Linked DNA regions of Homo sapiens: region 1 is linked to region 2. A link is a loop called in an ENCODE intact Hi-C map of the cell type or tissue named here. Cell type or tissue: K562. All regions are shown on one strand. Links, peaks and the distances in the headings refer to the core of each region. The heading gives the core; the rest is flanking DNA. Region 1 has its middle 200 kb from the start of LINC02404. Region 2 overlaps LOC105369896 (a long non-coding RNA gene).

Region 1 (5,391 bases), core at 187-5,186, 95 kb after region 2:
TTGCAAACTCCAAATTATTTAAAACTTTAATTTTTTTAGGTCATTATTGTCTGTTTTCTTGTTTGTTTTTTCACTATATAGAGTTTCCATTTGTACCAGGCAGTCATATCTCATTTGCCTCTTCAAACAACTCTGGAGGTGTATATTGTTAATATCCTCCATCTTAATAGGGAAATTGAGGCAGGGACAGAATGAGTAACTTATGTAGTCCACATAGCCAATAAGCATTATATCTCCTCTATAGCCCTAATTACAGCAAGTTGAAATTACTCAATTTGTTGGTTGAATAAATAGATGCCATTACTATGCTGTGGCTAATTCTTAGGTTGGAGAGTGAGCAATTTATTTGATCTTTGGACCCCTGTTACAGCATGATATGGTTAGACTTTGTATCCCCACCCAAATCTCATTTTGAATTGTAATCCCCATAATCCCCACATGTTAAGGGAGAGACCAGGTGGAAGTAGTGCAATCATAGGGGCAGTTTCCCCCATGATGTTCTTGGGATAGTGAGTGAGTTCTCACGAGATCTGATGGTTTTATAAGGGGCTCTTTCCCCTTCACTGGGCACTTCTCCTTCCTCCTGCCTTATGAAGAGGGTACCTTGCTTCGCCTTCACCTTCCGCCATGATTGTAAGTTTCCTGAGGCCTCCCCGGCCATGCTGAACTGTGAGTCAATTAAACCTTTTTCCTCTATAAATTACCCAGTCTCGGGCAGTTCTTTATAGCAGTATGAAAATGGACTAATACATAGCATCTCATCCAATAATTATTAAACAATCTTTTGACCTTCACTTCATGAGACCTGTGAAAATATAAAAAGACCTTACTGAGATTTTTTAATGAATCACCTAATATACAATAAAACATATGGCTATTTAATTTTAAATGGGTTTGTGAAGGTCAATATTATGTTAAATAATGCAATAATAATGATTCCAAAAAGAAACTAACAAAGATTCTTCAACAATGTGGTAAGTAATTCCCAAGAATTAAATATTTAATCAAAAACATTTAATAAAAGTGAAATTGCTTCTGAAAGCCAGGCTGCATTTTTGGTAGATTAACTGGACAGATTCCACAAACATTTGTCTAAGCCATTTGGAAAATCACTTTCAACCCTAATACAATGAAAATATATTATCCATGTTAGTAACAATGTCCCATCTGTTTAAGCATTTTACAACCAACTGAAAGCCATACCTGCAGAGAGCCTTATGGCTCTGAATTCAAAAACAGTTGCAAGTTGAATGCATGTGACAATATTACCTGGTAAACAGGCCCTATGAACTTCCTTTTAAAGGACTTCAATGATACTGTGAACCAGCCTTTCAAAATAAACCCACTGAATCAACCAATTTTACGGAGAAATAGAATCTCTCCAGTCAATGATAAGTGACTTCTCAGTTTTGAAGATACTTTAATGGAACTGCTTCTTTAAAATTGAAGCCTATCTAGTATGAACACCAAAAGGGTAGGCAAGCCACACAACCGCAAATGAAATGCATTTATAAGCCATCAGTGTTTAAATGTCCAATATATTTAGAATATCTATCAACCCATATAATTAATGATATAAAAACTTGAAGGTAAAGATAAATGTTTCATCCATTATTTCAGCTTTAAAATTAAAGAAGGAAGGTTGACATTTCTGTCTTCATTGAATAGAGAGACTAGAACTAAAATATTCCATTCCGGAAGCAAATTGGGGATTAAAAAAACAGAAATATTCAAGAGATAAATTAACCAAATGAGGGGTTCGTGTGTAGATATTAGATAACCAGTAAATATAGCTAGATTTTTTAAATAATAGTTTCATTTACAAAGCACTTTGAATATGGTATATGATTTTTATGATATCCATGTGTAATAGGTAGGTTTAGAATCATCTTCATTTTACAGAAGATTAAGGCTCAAGGTGACTTATTTATTGCCTAATGCCACACAAATTTTAAGAGGCAAAGTGGAGGCTTTTGGCTCTAATCCAAGTATACATTTTTCAATATTTGCCTCTTCTTTGCCATCTCCACCAATTCAACTATATTTATCACTAGAAATTTTAAAGAGATTACCTACATATTACATCTGAGAATAAAAGCCTTAATATTAAGGCTGTAAATTCTAGAAACATTACATACATCAAACTCAAAAACATTCTAGGATCATTTAGACATAAAAAGCTACTTGCTATGTTAGATGGCAGTGTTCCTTGTGGTAGACTCAAATTTTCTAAAGCCTGAGTAATTTTCCAAAGCCAACTCAAAGAAAGCAGTATAAAGGTGATATATCAGGCTGTTTAATCAGTGTCCAATTTACTAACTATAGGGCTACAAATCGCACCACCACACCCAGCTAAATTTTTTGTATTTTTAGTAGAGATGAAATTTTGCCATGTTGCCCAGGCTGGTTTCGAACTCCTGGCCTCAAGTGATCTGCCCACCTCAGCCTCCCAAACCGCTGGGATTACAGGCATGAGCCACTGTGCGTGGTCACAAATTGCAATAAATTCTGATGGTGTGTATGTACAATCAAACAAACCCAAGCAAAAATTTTGGCAAAATGCTGAAGGACAGGAAAAGTAAGAAATCAAAGGAAGAAGTTTCAGAGTAAGTAAATAATAATTTGGCTGTGTCAAGAGGCATTCCAATGGAAAGAAATTAGAGCTGAAGGGGATATTCTAAGCACTGATCCAGAGACATCTAACTATCTCCAGAAATGTGAACTTCTCTCCACAATATTTAAGATTGATGAATCAGACAGCAGATAATTGTTCATGAAAACAAAAACCTTGTGGAAAGTGTCCTGATCCTGGTTTACCATCCAAAGACCTTGATAAGCCTACTTGCAAATCAAATCTTCAGTGAAAATTTTGGACAGATGATAGTCTCTTTAAGTGCAGTTCTAAGAGCTTTGGAGCTCTGAAAACTCAGTTTTTACTTCGGGGGAGATTCTGACCAATTTTTTTGTTTGTTTGTTTTTGTTTTTTTGAGATGGAGTCTCGCTCTGTCGCCCAGGCTGGAGTGCAGTGGCGCCATCTCGGCTCACTGCAAGCTCCGCCTCTTCGGTTCCCGCCATTCTCCTGCCTCAGCCTCCCGAGTAGCTGGGACTACAGGATTCTGACCAATTTGGTGTGTTCAGCTAAACTTCACTAGATTCATATTTTAAGAAGCTATGGCTGATCCATCTCAGGCGGAATTTTTTTTAAAGTGAACATTCAAAATATAGTTTTTAAATTGTTTAGTTTTATTTAACTTATTTATTTGTAACATCAGTTGTTTATATTTTCATAATATAAAACATGTTATTAGGAAAAGAATAGCCAAAGTACAACATTTTGTTATTAAAAAATACGATTACTATATGGCAACATGGAAAAGCTGGTCAATTAGTTGAAAAATACCCATATGAGATGATCCAACAGTGAACTTTCTTTCTTTTCTTTTTTTTTTTTTTTGAGATGGAGTCTCCCTTTATTGCCCAGGCTGGACTGCAGTGGCGTGATCTCGGCTCACTGCAAGCTCCGCCTCCCGGATTCAAGCGATTCTTCTGCCTCAGCCTGCGATTCTTCTGCCTCAGCCTCCCGAGTAGCTGGGACTACAGGCACGTGCTACCACACCTGGCTAAGTTTTTGTATTTTTAGTAGAGATGGGGTTTCACCAGATTAGCCAGGATGGTCTCCAGCTCCTGACCTCGTGAACCGCCCGCCTTCGTCTTACAAAGTGCTGGGATTACAGGCATGAGCTTCCGCGCCCGGCCCCGAAACTTTCTTTCAACAAGAGTTAGAGGAGTACAGAGAAGAGAATAAATTGGTGAGGAATTTCATGGAAGAGGTGAAATTTAAGAAGAATTTTAAAGAATAGGTAGAATTTGGTTATGTGGAAAGGAGTCAAAAAGTTTTTCCAGGCAGAAGGAAAATTGAGTAAAAACTTTGAGTCAGAAAAAAGCATGATCCAGAAATGTGAGAAAACTAGTCTGGGACACTGAGTTGTTTTTTTCTTTGCATGTATTCAACAAATATTTATTGAATAACTACCAAGTTTCCAGCGCCATACTAGGTGAGCAAGAAACAAGATAAATAATGCGTAGTTTTGCTCTCAATAATCTCATTGTCTGGCTAGAGAAACTCTATTAGTAAGAAATTATGTTCAGCTGCCTGAAAAGGCAATCTTAGCCAAGATTCCAAACAGGTGTGCTATATAATTGCATTCTTGTTTTGCCAATGTGTTACAGGTGCGACAAGATAATGAACCTCCATTCCTCTGAGAGAAGAGTATTTTGAATATTCGACTTTGCCCATGAATTTCCCTTTCCATGCAAGTATTAAATATTTCAATTTTTTATGTATTTTGTGATGTTAAAAGAAAATAGAAACACTGGCTTCATCAAACAGGTTGATATTTTATTGTATTTAAAAAATCTGTAATACATACCCAGGCATGGTACAGAGTTTCATAATGTCACTATAGCTTCCTTTTTATCTTGTTTCGTCATCCTTCATACATGGCTTTTATTTTCATGGTTACCACATGGCTCCAAAATGCATGCTCTGTGTCTAGCCTCTCATCAAAATTCCAGTTATGAAGAAGGAGGCTATGCCTATATTAGGAAGCCAAAATTTATCTTAAAACCACCAGCAATATTCTAGTTGTTCTCATTGATTAGAACTGTGTCGAGTGGGTAGCCTAGCAGCAAGAGGGTCAGAGGGAATACAGGTTTTTAGCTGGATAGAAAGCTATTCAAAATAAAATTATAGTTCTTTTACTAAGAACAAAGTAGAGGATGGCAATTGGGTCTCTTGGTTCTGTTCCAGGTGCAAATACATAAGCAAACAATTATAGTGTAATATATTAACTAAAGCAATGCATAAAAGATCTTGAAGGAAGAGAAGAAATACAGGGAATCTGAGATGACAGAGTAGGAAACACCAAACATCTGTCTTCCCACCTATCCAGCAACTGCATTTGCAGGATCTGTCTAATGTAACTGTTTTGGAACTCTGAAGTCTATTGTACATTTGCAGCTTCCAGCGGGGAAGGCCTGGATGGTAAATTGCAGTTAATTTTGGTCTATTTTAGCTCTTGGCAAAGGAGCAGCTACCCATTCCCCACTCTTCAGCCAATGGCAGACAGCTGTGCATTTGCTCTAGGAGCGGCTTGCACACAGCTTGAGGAGGCCAAGGTAGGAAAAGTGGACTCAGTCTTCCAAATATCAGGGATTTCTGCTCTGATTGCTGATCATTGCTTCTGATCACAGAGGTGCAGATAGAGAGGTAGTGGTCATTGTTGCATCTCTTACCTTTGCTGTAGGCCCCTCCTACTTCGGTTGACATATTCCCCAGGGAATTTAAAGGGTCAGCATCTTTTTCCCCTTTTATTTCGCACCCCCTCCGCC
Region 2 (5,391 bases), core at 336-5,335:
GAAAATCAGTCACTATCCACTTTACATATGTTAACATATATTATGTTTTAGAGTCATTTTTTGCCAAAGAGCTCAGGGTGCTACATAACTTACATGAAGTAGCAGTACTACTAATGTTTTGCTCATTGATTAGCTTCAGGAATTTTATAATGATGAAAAGTGAAAAAGCTAGAGTTTAATATTTTCTAAAACCCAATTAAATTCTGTGACTATAAAAGTGTTGTTTCATTTTCTTATGCTTCCAAAAAGCTGTACCTTTTAATTAATTCAACAAATATAATTTTTAAATATCTAGTTAATGCCAGTCACTCTTGAAAACATCTGGACTATATCTGTGAAGAAAGCTGACAAAAACGGCCGAGCGCAGTGGCTCACTCCTATAATACAGGCACTTTGGGAGGCCGAGGCAGACAGATCACCTGAGGTCAAGAGTTCAAGACCCGTCTGGCCAACATGGCGAAACCCCGTCTCTACTAAAAATACAAAAATTAACTGGGGGTGGTGGTGAGTGCCTGTAATCCCAGTTACTCAGGAGGCTGAGGCTGAGGCAGGAGAATCGCTTGAACTCGGGAGGTGGAGGTTGCAGTGAGCCGAGACTGGCCACTGCACTCCAGCCTGGGTGACAGAGCTAGACTCTGTCTCAAAAAAAAAAAAAAAAGAAAAAAGAAAAAAGAAAAGAAAGAAAGCTGACAAAAATATTTCTACTCTAGCTTCCATCCTGGATCAATGGTAAGTTAGAAATACAACAAATAAGTTAATTGTATAACATATTCGAAATTGTATAACATATTCGAAATTGTATAACATATGTAACAAAACTGCACATTCTACACATGTATCCCAGAACTTAAAGTATAATAAAAAAAAAAAGAAAAGAAAAGAAAAGAAAGAATTGTGGTGAAGAGCCGTAGAATAGGGTGAATGGTTGGAGAAGGAAGTGTTATTTTAAATGAAATCTTCAGGGTTCGCCTGATTGAGAAATTAACATTTGAACAAAGATGTAAAGGAAGTGAGAGAGGTGAGATTTGAATGTTTTACTGCTATTAAACAGCGCGGTATCAATTATCAGGAGTCTGGCTCAGTCACTAACTGAAATTGGTGATTCTGGCCAAGTATTTTACTTCTTTACCTGTAAAACAAACACAATAAAAATATCTACTCAAGATTGAGGAGAGGGAATATAAGACCATTTATTGCACAAATACATTGCTCATTGCCAATGGGGGCTAGGCACGCAAAATGAACAGTACACAATCTCGTCCCTTCAGGAACTCATGTTCATTTCAATAATGATTACACGCCAGCAATGAACAATGACAGTGTATTGCAAGGCTTTTTGGAGACTGTCATGTATTTTGCAATTGAATGGATATTGGAATGCAAAATTGCCTTTCTGATTTGTCCTTCTCTTAGAGCTGTGTATCACTGAATCTGACTGACTGGATCTTCTTAAAGCTTCTCATTGGCTGTCTCTCTCTTTCTGTAGCTTCTCCTACCTCTCAGTCACTCATTCTCTATTTAATTCACTGACTCTTCTTATTCTTTCAGATCCTTTATAAATAATATACCTTAAGAATTCTTTCTCAGTCCTCTTTGTATTTATTTGTGCATGCTCTCTGTGGATAATTGAAATGTTATTGATTTTAAATATCAGCTCTAAAGACACAGCTACCTCTCCATCTTACCCAAATTCTTAATTGAGATGTAAGACAAGTCTGCAGATAGAGAATAAAATAACTTTTATATTGCTACAGTTAAGAAGGAGGACTCAGCTTTATATGGGGAGCAAATGAGTCAGCTAAATGGCCCTCGCAATTCCCTGCCCACTTACCACAGTTGGGGACCATGTCAAGTCTCTCCATTTTGAGTATCCTCCTGGGACCCCAGCAGGTAGTGTCAATTTGATCTGTAGCCTCTGTACCAACAGCAAAAATTTTGCTCTGTATTCCTTTGTCCATCCCAAATTATGTTCAGCCATGTTGTGCAACCTAGCATGTTGGGGATTCTCCAGTAAAATTAAAGAACCACGTTAGGATACCCATATGATAAAAAAAAAATAAAGATTATCTAGTAAAAAATTTAACCCCAATAGATAATCAAAATGTGAATATAAGCTCCCTGACATTATAAAATTACCAGAGAGAGGCTGAAGATTCAATAAAATTTCAATTTCAATAGAATTAAAATCAAAATCAAATTCCACATGAATTAAAAGTTCACAGAAAAGAGTCAAAAATTCATCTCTGTATGACCTACTATTCATGGTTGTGGTTGGAGATGTTCTCGATGCCTGGGTAGATTTCAGGCTCCTTTAGAAGTTCAAGCCTAGGGTGGCATGGATATGGTTCTTTCATATATCAGAATTTTATGCCTCATTTTTTAATGTAGAGATTATTTATTATTTATGTTTCCACTGAGGAGTGATTTACAAATAGTGTCATGTGCAGATGTTAAGTGTACAATTCAAGCAGTTTTGACAAATATATACACCCACACTTGCATTAAGTAGTAGAATGTTTCTGTCACTCCAGAAAATTCCCTTGAGCCACTTGCCAAGAAATTCCTGTCCATCAAGAAGGGGCCATTGTTCTGATTTCTCTTACCAAAGATCAATTTTGCCTGATCCAGAAATATGTATACACAGAATCATAAAGTGTGTACTCTGAGGTGTCTTCTTTCACTCAGCATATTTTTTGAAATTCATTTATGTTGTTATATGTATTGATAGTTCATTCCTTTTTATTACAGAGTGATATTCTACTGCATAAATATACCACAGTGTAATGGTTTTTTTAAATTAATTCTCCTGTTGATGGATGTCTGAGCTGATTCCAGCTTCTTGGAGTTTATGATATGTACATAATGTACTTTTGATCTAAATACTTTCTGTTGGTATAGAGCCTATATATATATATATATATATATATATATATATATATATACACACACCCACACTTGCATACATATATATATGGCAGTGTTGTACAAGGATTCTAGTGAGTAAATTTTCATTTTTCTTGGATGAATACTTAGGAGTAGAATTCCTGAGTAATATGGTAGAAACATATTTAATTTTACAATAAACTATCAAATAGATGTATAATTTTATACTCCTATGGTAATACTGAGAGTTTTGGTTATTAATTGTCTTTTTAATTTTATCCACTTGTAGGTGTGTAGCAGTATCTTATTGTGAGTTTAATATTTTTACCTCACAGTAATGGCGTCCAAACTTCCAAGATTATTACAGCACTGGCCTCAAGTCAGTTAGTTTTTTTCAGACAGTACAGTCCCCAGCTCCTAGAATAGCTTTTCTCTTATGTAAAATTAGAAATTCAGTACTCAATGATATATTAAAGAAATAGCAAATCTCTTTCACATTATTTGAGTGAAGGAAAGCGTGGAAGGGGACATTCTGCTTGTTTCTAGTGTCATTAGGATGTCAGTCTAATCGATCCATTATCTATAACCAATGGACTTAATCTCAACTGATAGAAACCTACCAGCAAGATGATAAATTAAATCCTAAGCATTTACTCTTCAGGGGGAAGCAAGATCTACTATGTTTGATACTTCTGAATTTTCTCCTTAGTTCCACCATCTTCCCCAGGTGGCTTTCAAGGTCACCTTGTTCAGCTGACTAAGCTGATGGAGAGGACTAAAGCAGAGAGGAAGGTACCAGGAAGGTTTATATGAGGCAGGGCTGAAAATGGTACACCACCATTACCACTCAAATTCCATCAGCGAAAACTCAATCATATGGACCCAGCTAACTGCAAGAGAGACTGGAAATGGGATCTAGATGCAACCTGTAAGAAGAGAAAACAGGTCAAAACTAGCTAGTAGTCTCTGCACACCTCATTCTAGCCTGCAGTGCCAAGCCTTATGGTGACTGTAATAGTGCTCTACACCAGCCCACACATTGAAATTGCCTGTTAATTGCTAAAACCATCATCGGTTTGCCAAAATCTGCTTGGCTGAAGTCCTTTGACACAATCTAAAAAGTGTTCAGACCTTTACTGAACCTCCTTTATGCACCTTCACCACCTGAGCACTTTTGGCAAGCCCAAGTATCTTTGCTGTGGTCTGAAAGCCTTTCTTGAGGTCTGTGTGTACTCAGGTTGCTGCCTCTATAGAAAGACCCCACTTGGGTGTGACAAACCTATTATAGTCTGAGGTCACTCACCTAAGTAAAAAACCTTTGACCCAAAGTTTTAAGCCTTCATTCAGGCTGCAGCAGTTTAAAGTGGATCCATATAACATTTCAAAAGCCACCAACATCAAAACATCCTGCCCGCATATAAAATTTAAAGCCCTAAGCCATATACTCTGGCAACACCAGATGCTTCATCACTCGCTATGTATATTTTGCCCCCCCAAATTATTCATTTCGTTTTTCAATGTTCCCAGCCAACATATATATATTTTTAAAAATGCTGGATCTTGATATCGCTTTTTCCAAAAGCCACAATTCTCAAATCCTCACCCTCAGCAGCAGAGGCTGTCTCAGCACAAGGATTAGTAGAGGGGAAAGTGACTGAAAGCACATACTGACTTCCAAGGATGGAAAAGGGCCAAGCATGCCGAGTTTCTTCTCACATTTAACAACCATGCCTCCATTCCCTGGTGCTGAGTACATGGAGAGATAGGAGACCTTACGAGTTCTTGTAGTTGAGCTTCCGTAAAATGGGAGTTAACACCAATGAAGAAGTGGTTCCCTGGCCCTTACAAACAAGAGCAGTGTCTATTTATCTGGCCCTTATCTCTTTCCTAAACTGGTCTAGAACCCTTTTTAGAAATCACTCAGTGACTTCCCATTGCTTTTAAAGGTCAAAATGCTTTAACTAGGCCGCAGGCCCTGCATAAACTTTCCCCAATCTGGCTCAACTTCATTCCTTCCTCATCTTCCCTGTCGCTACCACACACCAGCCAAATTGACTTTCTTTCATATCCTTGAGCTAAGCAAGCTTATTTCTGCTTATTTCAGGACTTTTGAATGTGCCTAGAACAATCCCTGTGTCCCACTTCCCTTCACCCATTGTCCAAACTTTTTATCTAATTAATGTCCACATATCTTTCAAGTCTCAGCTTGAATGTCACTTATTCAGATGAGTCTTTATTGACTCCTTAGAGAGTATCAGGCTTCCCTTCATATTTAAATATCATCGTTAATTTCCTGAAAGAACTTAACACAGTTGAAACTACTTAATTCTTTAATGATTTGTGTTTACTGTGTCTTTCTCCCATAAAATCTAAGCTTCACAGTGGAAAACATGTCTGTCTTAGTCATTCCTGTTTAAGACAATACTTGGCATTTAGTGGATGTTCAATAATTATTTGTTGAATTAATATATCTAAACTTAACGGGACTCTCATGATACGACCCTCAAC

The links. Hi-C counts contacts between places; a loop is a spot of excess contacts. Peaks named below come from ENCODE experiments on the same cell type or tissue, not always from the same donor. Only the 100,000 strongest peaks of a DNase experiment are listed, where the experiment ranks them.
Region 1: a loop joins it to region 2, with 2.1 times the contacts of the local background. A loop is called at or near these places in 3 of 110 quality-filtered maps.

The regions. Positions count from the first base shown.
Region 1 is chr12:91,676,560-91,681,950 of GRCh38, forward strand. No RefSeq gene overlaps it. Among named protein-coding and RNA genes, the nearest start is that of LINC02404, 200 kb to the right of the region's middle. In K562, for the core only: no CTCF peak of the experiment used is centred there; a DNase peak (open chromatin) is centred at 3,128; H3K4me3 peaks cover 1,090 bases.
Region 2 is chr12:91,581,658-91,587,048 of GRCh38, forward strand. All of the region lies in intron 1 of LOC105369896 (a long non-coding RNA gene), which reads right to left. Among named protein-coding and RNA genes, the nearest start is that of LINC02823, 260 kb to the left of the region's middle. In K562, for the core only: no CTCF peak of the experiment used is centred there; no DNase peak of the experiment used is centred there.